Linked DNA regions of Homo sapiens: regions 1 and 2 are each linked to region 3. The links are chromatin contacts, found by Hi-C in ENCODE. All regions are on one chromosome and are shown on one strand. The core of a region is the stretch at or near the end of the contact, and the rest is flanking DNA. Distances in the headings are between cores, read along the strand shown. Region 1 holds the start of AFG3L2 (AFG3 like matrix AAA peptidase subunit 2). Region 2 holds the start of MPPE1 (metallophosphoesterase 1). Region 3 holds the start of RALBP1 (ralA binding protein 1).

Region 1 (4,223 bases), core at 1,561-4,060, 2.9 Mb after region 3:
AGCAGTACTTCTGTCTCTGATCTTTAAGGGTAGCAGGAACATAAAGGAAAACCTGTCCTATCAGACTCCCTCACAGCACAGTAATGCCCAGGTGTCACTAGGCAAATCTTCAGAGAGTACCAAAGAGTATGTATCAGGACCGCGAACCCCCACACCCTCCGCAAATCAATCAGCTACAGCTGTCAGCACAGAGGACTTCCTTATACATCAGCATCTGAGTGATACAGGGACAATAGTGTCACTCAAAAGGAAAGCCTTTGGGTAACACTTCTGACATAAAACTGCAAACTCACAATGCAGATCCCCACCTGGAACTGTATGTCTGAATCCAATATTCATGAGCAGCAAAAGAAAAGCAGTCAGGCCGGGCAAGGTGGCTCACGTCTGTAATACTAGCACTTTGGGAGGCCAAATGGATTGCTTGAGGCCAGGAGTTTGAGACCAGCCTGGCCAACAAGGTGAAACACCATCTCTACTAAAAATACAAAATTTAGCCAGGCGTAGTGGCGGGCGCCTGTAATCCCAGCTACTCGGGAGGCTGAGGCAGGAGAATTGCTTGAACCCTGGAGGCGAAGGTTGCAGTGACCCAAAATCACACCACTGCACTCCAGTCTGGGCGACAGAGCGAGACCCTGTCTCAAAAAAAAAAAAAAAAGAAAAGAAAAGAAAAGGGATCAGAGCTTGGTAAAACAGGGAAATGGATACAGGAAACCGAAAAAGGACCTACCACACGGCAGCGTGGCGTGACCATGGCGAAGAAATTGATTTAAGACTGGCAAGGGAGCCTCAAGGAGTAAAAATCATGAATGCAGGCACTATTATTCCCCCTCCCCACCCCCGCTCTTTTTTTTTTTAGGAGACAGAGTCCGTCACCCACGCTGGAGTACAGCAATGCAATCAAAACTCACTGGAGCCTCAACCTCCCGCGCCAAGCAACCCGCCTTGGCCCCCCGAGTTGCTGGGACTATAGTCATAAGTCACTGAGCCCAGGTAAGAAAAAAAAAAAAAAAACAATTTGTAGAGGCCAGGAGCTGTGGCTCAGGTCTGTAATTCCAACACTTTGAGAGGAGGAGGCGGGAGGATCGCCTGGGTCCTGGAGTTCCAGGCCAGCCTGGGCAACTGGGCAAGATGGTGAACCCTATCTTTTGGGACGGAGTCTCGCTCTGTCGCCCAGGCTAGAGTGCAGTGGCCCGCTCTTGGCTCACTGCCAGCTCCACCGCCCAGGTTCACGCCATTCCCCTGCCTCAGTCTCCCGAGCAGCTGGGACTACAGGCGCCCGCCACCACGCCCGGCTAATTTTTTGTATTTTTAGTAGAGATGGGGTTTCACCGTGTTAGCCAGGATGATCTCGATTTTCTGACCTCGTGATCCACCCGCCTGCTGGGATTACAGCCGTGAGCTACCGCGCCTGGCCTCTCCAGAAACTTTTTAAAAATCAACCACGGTGCTGTAGTCCCAGATACTCCGGAGGCTGAGGCGGGAGGATCGCTTGAGTTTGGGGCTGCAGTGAGCTGTGTTTGCGCCGCTGCACTCCGGCCTGGGCGAAGAAGCAAAACCCCGTCTCTTAAAAAATAAAAATAAAAATAAAAATCGTAGATCGGAGGGTCTGCTACCCTACCCAAGCTGGTTTCCAACTCCTGGAGTCAAGCGATTCTCCCGCCTCGGCCTCCCTAAGTGCTGGGATCGCAGGCGTGAGCCCCGGCACTAGCCTATCTCCCCTTACAGTGAAGACGTTGAGCTGACTACAAGGGCGCTGGGATAGCAGGAGGCCAAGCCAGGTTCCCGTGGCCGACCCGGGGACCTCAACCACCACCCGTACACCAGTGCAAGGCTGAGGAACCGTGTCACTTAAACAGTGAGAGCGACTATTCGACACGTGAACCTTTCATTGAGACTGATCACGGCCATGGTTCTGTCAACACTCTATCATTATGTCAGAAACACGTATCAGGTCCCGTGTGTGTATCTAGAGGGATGGCTACCAACAGAGAAAGAGCCTCCTGCTGAGAGCAGGCCCTGATATGCAACGAACACAGAGTCCCTGCTATGAAAAGGTGACATTCTTAATAATAATAGCTAATACTGCCAGTCCTGGAATGCCCGCAATGGCCCCATTCAACAGACGGGAACACGGAGACTCGGAGAGGTTAGGCAGCCCGACTCCAAAACCCGTCCTTGCGACTACATCGTGCTCGTGCTGCTGACTCAAAATTACAGACGCCTTCGTTCCGTGCTCCGGGGACACGAAAGCGGGGACAAGGACGGCCACCAAGCCAACATGACCTTCGAGGCTTCAACCGCCCCGGTGAAGCGCGAAAACCCGGCTCTACTGAAGCTGCGCGTTTTCAAAACTTGAATCCCACAGGCAGGGCTGAGCGCGAATCGGCGCTCCCGGGGCCGGCTGAGAGACAGCGCAGGGCGCCCAGGCCCTCGGCAGGGACGGCCCGCGTGCGGCCGGAGGGCGGGGGCCAGTGACCTTGACGTCCGCTCTCCCGAGCCGGAAGTGGGCCCGAGGCAGGGTGGAGGGCGCCGGGCGCCCAGGTAGGACTCACCGTCCGGAGGCAGGGCTGCTCGCCCGGGCCCACGCCGCCAGGCACGAGGAGCTGCTGTAGGCCGCGGGGCCAGCAGCCGCCCCGGCCCCACAGCCGCAAACAGCGGTGCGCCATGGCCGCCGCCGTGGCCCTCTCGGCCCGGGACGCTGCGCAGGCGCGGGCAGGCGACGACTGGCGGCCTCGGGAAGCGGGCTCGGCTCGGGGAAAGGCCGCCAGGCAGCGAAGCGCGCCGGCGGCTCACGGAGGAGCCCAAGCTCTCAACGCGGCGTCTCCTGCCGCCAGCCCCGCCCCGGCGCGCTGACGTCGGCGTCTCCTCTCCGAGGCCCGCCGCGACCTCCGCCAGTGCAGAAGACAGGACCAAATGGGAGGAGCATGGGGGCGGGACCGGAGGCGGGGGCCGACGGAGCAGCGTTGGGGGCGCGGCAGGAGGCGGGGCCGAGAAGGACCCTGGAGGGCAAGGGGGAGCTAGAGGCGGGGACCGGGCCGAGGGAGGACTCGGGAGGGCGAGCGAGAGCTGGGGGCGGGGCTGATGGCGCACGTGGGGGGCGTGGCTGGAGGTGGGGCCGAGGAAGGACTAGGAGAGCGAGCAGGAGCTGGAGGCGGGGCCGACGGAGGGGTGTGGGGGGCGTGGCTGGAGGCGGGGACTAAGGGGAGACGCGTGACTGGGATCCTGGGCTTCCGAGCCTGGGCAGCCGGGTGGGCCAGCCAGTAGGAGCGAGGGGGAAGTAGCGAAGGCCCCAGCGGCGGCAGATGGAAGGACCCTCCGAGCGCCAGCTGAGTCATGGGGTGGTGCTAGGCTCTGGAGACACCGAAGCACACATTCCTGACCCCTGGGAGGGCGATGCGAAGATTCACAAGCAGCAGGGAATGTTGGGGCTGTGCCGTGCAGCCTGCGCTCTAGGAACCCTGTCGGGGAACTGGTTCTCGGAGAGCAAGTCGAGTCTTCCAGGTAGTGGAAACTACACATTGTTTCCTGTACCGTGACAGCGGAGGAAAAAGGAGAGGTCTTTGAACTGAGGTGGGGGACTTGGGGGTTTTTCTGAGACGGGCTCTCGCTCTGTCGCCCAGGCTGGCGACGCTGGACCTCAGGCAAAGGACAGTAATCCTTGAGAGACAGGAGACAAAACCAGGTGAGTCCTGTGATTACCCCAGTGGCAGTAAAACAATAACAAAAAGATATACCAGATACACCATCATACCATGCTCACACAAAAGAAAACTGAGTAGACAAATAGATTTTAGGGCAAGGAAATTCCAAAGAAAATTAATTGCAGGGAAAAGAATATCACTAAGGATGAAGAGGATCGGGTTTCTTTTCCAGAGACAGGGTCTCAGTCTGTCACTTAGGCTGGAATGCCATGGTGCAATCGTAGCTCACTGCAGCCTCTAACTCCTGGGCTCAAGGGATCCTCCTGCCTCAGCCTCCCAAGTAGCTGGGACCACACACGCTCGACCACACTCGACTTTTTTTATTTTGTGTAGAGTTGAAGTCTCACTTTGTTGCCCAGGCTAGTCTCAAACTCCTGGCTTTAAGCAATCCTCCTGACTCAGCCTCCCAAAGTGCTGGGATTACAGATGTGAGCCACCCACATCTGGCCAAGAGAATTATTATTATTATTATTATTATTATTATTATTATTATAAAGGGGTCAGTTCATCAGTAGGACATAA
Region 2 (3,748 bases), core at 122-2,621, 2.4 Mb after region 3:
ATTGTAAATCAAAAATGAAATCCTAAGACCCCTCAACCATCTGCATGGACCCCACCAAGGGCATTCCAGAGTTAACCTTGTTTTAGGTTGTTTTAAGCAAAACTTGTTTAGGCCATGATGGGAAGTGGGGGTGGAACTTGACACATTTCATCCTCCTCCCTTTTAGAATTCAGGAAAAGCAGACCAGCATTTAACATGCTGGACACTTAACTTACCTGGAGGCTTCATCTGCATGATAAAACTTCAGTCTCCACAGCCTCTTATTGTAACCCAAACATTCCTTTCCATTGATAATAAATCTTTCAACCAAATGCCAATCAGAAAATTTTCAATCTACCTATAACCCGGAAACCCCCGACCCACCCACCTCCTCAGCTGTCATACCTTTATGGACCGAACCAATGTACATCTTAATCTTACATGTATTTGACTGATGACTCATGGCTCCCCTAAAATGCATAAAACCACACTGGGCCCCGACCACCTTGCGTACGCGTTCTCAGGGTCTCCAAATGGCTGTGTCACCAGCCATGGTCACTCATATTTGGCTCAGAATTAATCCCTTCAAATATTTTATAGAGTTTTGACTTTTTGTCAACCGCAGGCTGCGTCACAGCTCGCTGCAGCCCCAAACTCCTGCGCTGAAGCGATCCTTTCCCCCACAACTTCTCGAGTAGCAGGGACTTCAGGTGCGTGCCACTACACCTGGCTTTTTTTTTTTTTTTTTTTGGTACTTTTGTTGTTATGGTGGGGGCGGGGGACTTGCTATGTTGCCCAGGCTGGTCTCGCATCTCTGGGATCAAGCCATCCTCCCACTTCAGCGTCCCAGAGTGCTGGAATTACAGGCCTAAGCAACGGCACCCAGCCTATCTTTTAATTTTTAACTTCAAAGTTATCGTTAAAAATCTAATCCCCCCAAAATATGAAAAAAATACTTAATATGCACTGACCTGTAGTTTTTCTCTAATTCACTATCTTAAATATATTAATTGCAATCTCATCAACTGCGACTTGCATTTGAAATTTTCCACCTTAAACGGTATTTTTTGATAAGATGGATTTTTTAAAAAATCTACACCAGCAAACTAGAGTGAGAGACCCCTGCAAAGTAATACATGGGCCTTAAGTCACCGAGATTTTCCAGCAAATAATTTGCAGAATGCTGTTTTTCCTAGGTTAACTTGCAATCCTAACACGGAAGGAGGTTCCGTTTTTAGAAGTTTAAATGTTGTCACACGGGCGCAAGAATACATACAACAGCCATGCTTTCCAGCTCTGCGCACAACGCCAGGCAGATGGGGAGCACCGGGCGGTGCGGGAGCCCTTTCACCAGGGCAGGGTGGCTTCGGTGGCCGAGGGACCCGGGAACTGCAGCCGGAGCCGGCGCGCACCCAGCCAACTTCCTGTTTCCGCGGTAGCGCGCGGGCCTGTCACTGAAGCCCCGCCCCGGCGACCTCAGGCGGGCGGGGAAGACCGAGTCTTCCCGGAGCCGCTTCGTCCGCCCGGCGCCGGAGTCCCACGGCCGGTTTGCGGAAGCGGGTCGTCTGAAGGGGCCCGGCGGGTGGCTCCCGGGTCTCCGCGGCCTGTGATCCCCAGAGCGGACAACCGCAGCTGGGGCTCCGTGCGCAACTCGGAGTAAAGGCCGGAACCTACGCTCGGCGGCCGCGTCCCGGCCCCTAGCGCCCTCCGCGAAGTGCCTGGCAGGCTCGGCAGTCTGAGTGTCGCGTTACAGAGTCCCCTGGGCAGTCACCGCTGAAGGGCGGGGGACGCGGGAAAGGCATTTTGGGGACACAGGAGAGCTGCGAGGGCGAAGCACGGGCGAGCTGTCGTTAGGGCCCAGGAAAGGCCCGTTGCGGGGCGCACAGGCGGGCAGGGGAACTCGCGCCCCGCGCCGCGCGCCCGGCCTCCTGACGCCAGGGCCGGCTTCTGAGCACAGCCACCGCGGCGGCCGGGGGCGGCCACTGCTCCCCGCGAGCCCGCTTCCGCGCCCCAGAAGCCCCCAGAGCCCGCGTCCGAGCTCCAGGCCTTGGAGGAGCCAGGCGGGCAGCTGACAGCCCCGGAGCCGCTCCCGGGTTCCGCGCGCGGTGGCAGCCAGGCCGTGCCTCCCCGTTCCCCTCCCGCGCCGCGCTGCCCCTCCGGGACCCACCAGGCCTGGCTGCGCCTCTTTCCTCTCCTCCCCCGGAGCCTTGGAAAGTGCCCTCCAGAGATGTGCTTAGGAAGTGTGTGATGAATAAAGGAGACAATCAGGATAACTATAATATTTATTATGCACTTGCTTTTTTCTCACTGATGTTACTAATTTTAATGGTGTAGCGCGGCGCGTTCCAGTTTTCTAAGTGCTCTCACATCCGTTCAAAAAATCCTCAAAATAAGCCTGTATATTAAAAGCAGGAGCCATTATTTCATATTTCAAGAAGTAAACATGCTCAGAGTAATAATCCACATAGAGCCTTCCAACCAGTCAATTCTGGTACATTTTCACAAATCTATGAGTGTGGTTAATACACGGAGATGTGGTTTGAGGAATTATATAGGACACAGCCAGCAAAATGCCTGGTATACAATAAGTATGCGGTAAATGGTTATTATTATTAAGAATATTGTAATATCTTCAGATATGATCAGGTGAACAACTTTGACATAATCGAAACTGGGACAGCCTGATTCCATAAACACACTAATATGGCACCGTGGATTGTTTGCAGCCTCACCTCTAAAGTATTCTCTCTGACTAACAAAGAAAGGGAAACTAGAACCAGTTAAGCTTATAACACTAATCACAGGCTAAAGGAAATACAGGGGCCAAATGAACCCATTAGATTACACCACCAGGAAGTAATCTGCCAAATCCAGAATGTGGGAAATTCTACAAACCAAATGACCCAATTTCTTTTTTCAAAAATAAATGTTCAGAGGCTGAAGTGGGAGGATTGCTTAAGGCCAGAGTTCAAGGCTGTAGTGAGCTATGATCACAGCTGTGAATAGCCACTGCACTCCAGGCTGGGCAACACAGCTAGACCCCCCATGTCTTTAAAAAAAAGAGGGTGGGGGGACCTTGAGAGACACATTAGCCAAATGCAATTTGTGGACCTTGTTTGGGTCATGATTAAGACAAACAAACTTTTACATAAATAAATGGCATTTTTAAAAACATTGGCGGCCAGGCGCGGTGGTTCTTGCCTGTAATGCCAGCACTTTGGGAGGCCGAGGCGGGCAGATCAGGAGGTCAGGAGATCAAGACCATCCTGGCTAACACGGTGAAACCCCGTCTCTACTAAAAAAAAAAAAAAAAAAAAAAAAATTAGCCGGGTGTAGTGGCAGGTGCCTGTAGTCCCAGCTACTCGGGAGGTTGAGGCAGGAGAATGGTGTGAACCCGGGAGGCAGAGCTTGCAGTGAGCCCAGATCACGCCACTGCACTCCAGCCTGGGCGACAGAGTGAGACTCCATCTCAAAAAAAAAAAAAAAAATTGGGAAACTTAAACATGGACTGAATGTTAGGTGACATTAAATAACTTCAGGTAATTTTATTACGATAATACCATAGTGGCTATGATTTTTAAAGGCCTCAGAGAAACATATTAACATATTTACAGGCAAATTATATTATTTCTGGGATTTGCTTTAATAAAATTTAATAACAAATTCCTGGAGTTTTTTAGAGAACAAAGTGAGAGATAGGAGAAACAATATTGGCAAAGTGTTTAATGTTTAAGCAAGGAGATGGGTACATGGGCATTGTGCTAGGCCT
Region 3 (4,361 bases), core at 1,574-4,073:
GATTTACTTAACAGGTCTCTTGGGTCAACCCCAGGCAGATGCATAGTTTCCCAATCAGTCAGAGATGTGTGGAGATGTAATTAACAAATAGAGTATTTCTGTGGGGAAGTAGACTCTATAAAAAAGGATGATATTTCTAGAGTTGAAAAGTACAGGCTGGAGTGAGGTGGTGTGACCATAACTCTTCAATGACTCTTATTTCTAAAATCTCCCTGTTATATTTTTGACTGGCTTGCCATTTGCCCCACCTGGGACTGTAACCTCAGGTAAGCACAGCTGTGGGTTTGCCCTGTTCATTTCCATATGAGTTTGTCACTTTTAGTTGGCAAAGCCTTGGGTTTTTGACCACCCGCCCCAAATTGAGTCCATCCCTTTGGCAGCAAAGCTGCTAGTTTTCTTGGCTATTCCTACCCACACTGGCAAAACTGCAGTTCTGGTGCAACAGGGTGGGAGAGAAGCAGCCTCAGGCCAGAAGGCCACAGACATCTACTGTCCCTGCTAGCTGTTTCTGAAGAATAGATGTTTCTCAAATTGTTTTCTGTATTTGTTTGATTTCCAGTGCTCTGAAATGGTTGTTTTTGCCAATTTATCCAATTTTATACTGGTTTTGTGTGCAGAGAATTGCTGACTATGCCACACAGACATAGCTAAAAGTCCCTTCCACAGTTTTTTACGTAGGAACCTGTATTAGTTAGGACCTTTCAGAGTCATGTAAAAGAAATTCAACTGAATTAGTTAGGACTTTTAGAATTTTAATATGAACTGGCTTAAACAGTACAGGAAATTTGTGGTTCACAATTCTGGATAGTCTGTAAGATGGCCTTGCTCACAATCCCGAATAGTCTATAGGATAGTCCATAGAATCAAACAGGTGAGGTTTGATACTGCAGCTCAAATCATGCCACCAAACACAAGGTTCTTCTCCATCTTTCCCGCATTCATTTGACAGTACTGACTTCAACCCCAGGCTCTACTTGTTGCTGTCCCTCTAAACTCCCATCCCTCTAGGGTTTCCCCTTATAGGAGGAAAACGGTTGCCACATTTCCAGGCATCATATACTTACACCATGCTAGAGGAGCAAGGAAGCTACAGTTTACTGGAAGCCTCAGCCCCAGTCTTTGTGGGTTCATTGTTTCTGACTGGGCTTGTGACCATCTCTGCTGCTAGAGGGAATGGTTATGTTGCCTGGCTTAAATGGAAGGAATAAATGCTCAAGTGGCAGCCAACAAATACATTCAATATCCACACATATTGGCTCCAAATAATAAATCAATGAATGAGTGGGCTCACCCACTTAGGCTCACATGCTCACAGCACTTAAAGAGCTCCACAAACCATGCCCTCCAAATGAAACCACGGTCTACATTCTGCCAGCTCTTTCTCCCTTTCCATTTCTCCTTTCTTCTCTTTCACACCCTCACCTTTGGCTAGGCCACTCGATGTTGCAAGAAACACGTCCATCAGCAATTGCCTCAGTAGAAAACTCCCTCTGCTCCCCTCCTGCATCCACATAGCAGCTTCAGGCAAGGCCTCCATAAGGCCCAGCGTGGATCAGTGCCTGCCCCTTGGCCGAATCAGTGCTGTCACAGGCAGAGAATTGTCACTGCCATGCTCACCTGCCCAACCCAGTGGTCAGAGAAGACTGTTCTACTGCGAGAGGAGCCATGAGAAGGCTTTTCCGAAAGTCAAAGACCAATGGCTACCTCAGACCATCCCGTATCCACTCGTGGGAGGCCCCTGAATGAATCTAAGGCCCCAGGGGTTGAACTTTACTGAGTAGGGAGCGCAGAGTACTAGGGACAAATTTACCGCCCGCTTTGAGGAAAGCTGATGTGGGAGCAGAGAGCAAGATGGATAGCAGCGGCCAATCTAAACGGGCAACGAAGTGCCACAGAGTGCTGCACGTAGGAATGCGAGTGACAGGTAGGGTCGTCTATTCCAAGTCCCTCCTCTCCCCTAATAAACTGCCACATTTCAGAAAACACGAAGACTGCTGAAGCCGTTTCCAGCCTTCGCTACGCATTAGCAGAGCAACTCAACAAGCCTGGGTGAAAGGCTTCTCGAAGAAATTCAGTTATCTCTACTGCCAGCCAAACACGGACTGGGCAGCTTTCCTCGGGGGCTGCTCGGTAACTGCTGAGCCGGGGGCGCGCTGAAGCCCTGCAGAAGCCCACACCCGCTTCAGGAATTCCGTGGATGTTCCCGACAGAGGTTTATTCCCGCCTATCCCTACAGGCCCACGGCGCTCTTTCCTCCAATCCCACACCCAGTCGAAGGCGGGGCAGCCGCCCCACCCAGCGGCCAGCCGGGCGGCCCCCAGTCTGGTTTAACTGGTTGGAACGACTAAAGCACGCTGGCGCAAGGAAAGCTCTCAACTTCGGGAGCTGAGGCGCAGGCTGGCCAGAGCGTGGAGAGGAAAGCCCTTTCCATCCTCAAGGCCGTTGCAGGAGATGCCCGCGAGCCACCTTCGCCAGCACCACACCGGGGTAAGCCGTCCGTCCCCGAAACCCGCAAGGCCACCGACTGCGCAGGCGCCTGCAGAGCACTGGCCCTCGGCGCGTTCTCTCGCGCTCTTCTTCAGTCTCCTCAGCGAGCCTGGGGACGAAGGGGGCGCGGTGCCTCCTGGGTGTTGTAGTTTGCTTCCTTGGCGAGAGGCCTTCGGGCTGGCTGGACGCCGGGGCCTTGGGAACTACGCCTCCCAGCGCGCCCCGCGCGAGAGCCCAGGTCGCCTGCCCTTGACGGCTTCAGCCGTCTGAGCGGAGAGGAGGATCCGGGAAGCCGGCTGCGGCGGGAGGAGGGAATGCGCGTGCGCGCTGGACCGCCTCGTCCCGTTCCGTCCCAATCATTGTAAACAGGCAGAGGCTGGGCGGGGTGGGAATGGGGCGCCCGAGGCCGGCCTGGGGCGCAGCGCAGGAGGCGGCTCCGGTGGCTGCGGCGGCAGCGTGAGCGCGAGGAGGCGGAGGCTGCGGCGGGGCGGACGGTCGCGCGGCGGCAGGCACAGGTCAGTCGCAGGGAGCGGTCGCGTGCTAGGGTCGCGGCGATACCCCTGGAGTGCCCGAGGAACCCTCTCCCGCGCCGGCCTCGCGCCCGCGTCTGTCAGGCAGCGTGTGGGGCTCGGTGCTCGCAGCGCTCGGGTTTGAAGTTGGGGGTGGGGGGCGTGGCTGCCCCTGGCGTGGGTTCCTCCCCGGAAAGCTTCGCCCCAGTTTTCGCCCCCCTTGGCCGTGCGTCCCTCCCACTGGCCGACGGGCCTCCCTTCGTGGCGTCCTCGTTTGTGGTGCTCTCGGGGGCCGGGGGTGGAGAGTTAGGAGTCCCCAGGCCTCGGGGAAGCTCTTGGGGGGCGCCTGGACAGAGGCTAGGGGACCCAGCCCTCACGGTTGGTGGATCGTGCCCGGCATAGTGGCCAGGCTCCAGGGCTTACCCAGGGGACCAGGACAGGCTCCTGGTGTCGCCCACCGCTGGCACTGAGCAGTGGGCGCCTTTGGGTGCTGCGATCCTTCCTTCAGGTTTCAGTGGGAATGGACAGACAGATCTGAAGTTGAAAATTCTTTTCACAACTCATGTTCAACTATGTGTGTTGTCAGAATGCTCTTAATGAGGTCAGTGTTCTCCCTCTTTTTTTTAAAACTGATCGTTGTGAGAGTGAAACAGGTTTTACAGAATATTTAACACCTCCGTCTTCCCTGAAGTAATTCTGCTGTTTCAAGTTTTGGGATTCAGTATTACAAAGCCTTCCTCTTGAGCAAGGCCTAGTACAATTCTTCAAGGTCCCTAGCATGTTAATTCGAGGTGTTTTGAACGTGCATATACAGGAAGTGCAGCCGTTTGGCCGTTGAGTTAGTGCTCCATCCAGCCTTGTTAGAAAAGCTTTCGCTGAATTTTTAATTTAGTGGAGTGGTCATGTTCTAATGCTGCAGTACTTTGGGGAGTATTCCATTATACTTGGCAGTTATTAACGAAATACTGAACTTGTGATAAGGTTTTGTTTTGGTGCTCAGCATTTCTAAATGAATAAGTGGGACTGTGAATAAGAAAGATCACCTCACTTTCTGTTTTTAGAGTTATTGTGGTCATTTGATAACTCCTTTCTGTCTTTGTGAAAATAATTACTGTAAGCTGGAGTGGCGGTAGTAGGGGTAGGAAGGAGGTCAGTAGAGTGGTTTCCACCTCTCATTCAAAGTATCTGGTAGATCCAAGTGGGGTAGGTTAGTTAACAGTAGCTTTTTTTTTTTTTTTTTAGTTTTTTATTTTTTGAGACAGAGTTTCGCTCTTGTTGCCCAGGTTGGAGTGCAATGGCATGATCTCAGCTCACCACAGCCTCTGCCTCCTGGGTTCAAACGATTCTGCTGCCTCAGCCTCCTGA

What was found. A loop is a pair of places that touch in the nucleus more often than their neighbours do. Pooled maps may share reads with other maps.
Region 1: a map of CD4-positive, alpha-beta T cell shows a loop between it and region 3 (6-fold over the local background). The contact joins the promoter of AFG3L2 here to the promoter of RALBP1 in region 3. A Hi-C loop is called at or near these places in 2 of 168 maps with a recorded cell type or tissue (CD4-positive, alpha-beta T cell and naive thymus-derived CD4-positive, alpha-beta T cell), 1 of 37 single-sample maps with no recorded cell type and 11 of 50 pooled maps.
Region 2: a pooled map shows a loop between it and region 3 (9-fold over the local background). The contact joins the promoter of MPPE1 here to the promoter of RALBP1 in region 3. A Hi-C loop is called at or near these places in 8 of 50 pooled maps.

What each region holds. Positions count from the first base shown.
Region 1 is chr18:12,374,417-12,378,639 of GRCh38, forward strand. It overlaps AFG3L2 (AFG3 like matrix AAA peptidase subunit 2), which reads right to left and starts at 2,811. Exons shown (of 17, transcript NM_006796.3): 1 at 2,553-2,811. The coding sequence starts at 2,666. RefSeq lists a silencer at 2,376-3,275 and enhancers at 3,048-3,579, 3,580-4,109.
Region 2 is chr18:11,906,946-11,910,693 of GRCh38, forward strand. It overlaps MPPE1 (metallophosphoesterase 1), which reads right to left and starts at 1,372. Exons shown (of 11, transcript NM_023075.6): 1 at 1,256-1,372. LOC101927511 (a long non-coding RNA gene) reads right to left here. Exons shown (of 4, transcript XR_007066296.1): 4 at 3,604-3,748. RefSeq lists a silencer at 1,765-2,164.
Region 3 is chr18:9,472,690-9,477,050 of GRCh38, forward strand. RALBP1 (ralA binding protein 1) reads left to right here and starts at 2,824. Exons shown (of 10, transcript NM_006788.4): 1 at 2,824-3,002. RefSeq lists a silencer at 2,755-3,164 and enhancers at 2,788-3,656, 3,395-3,454.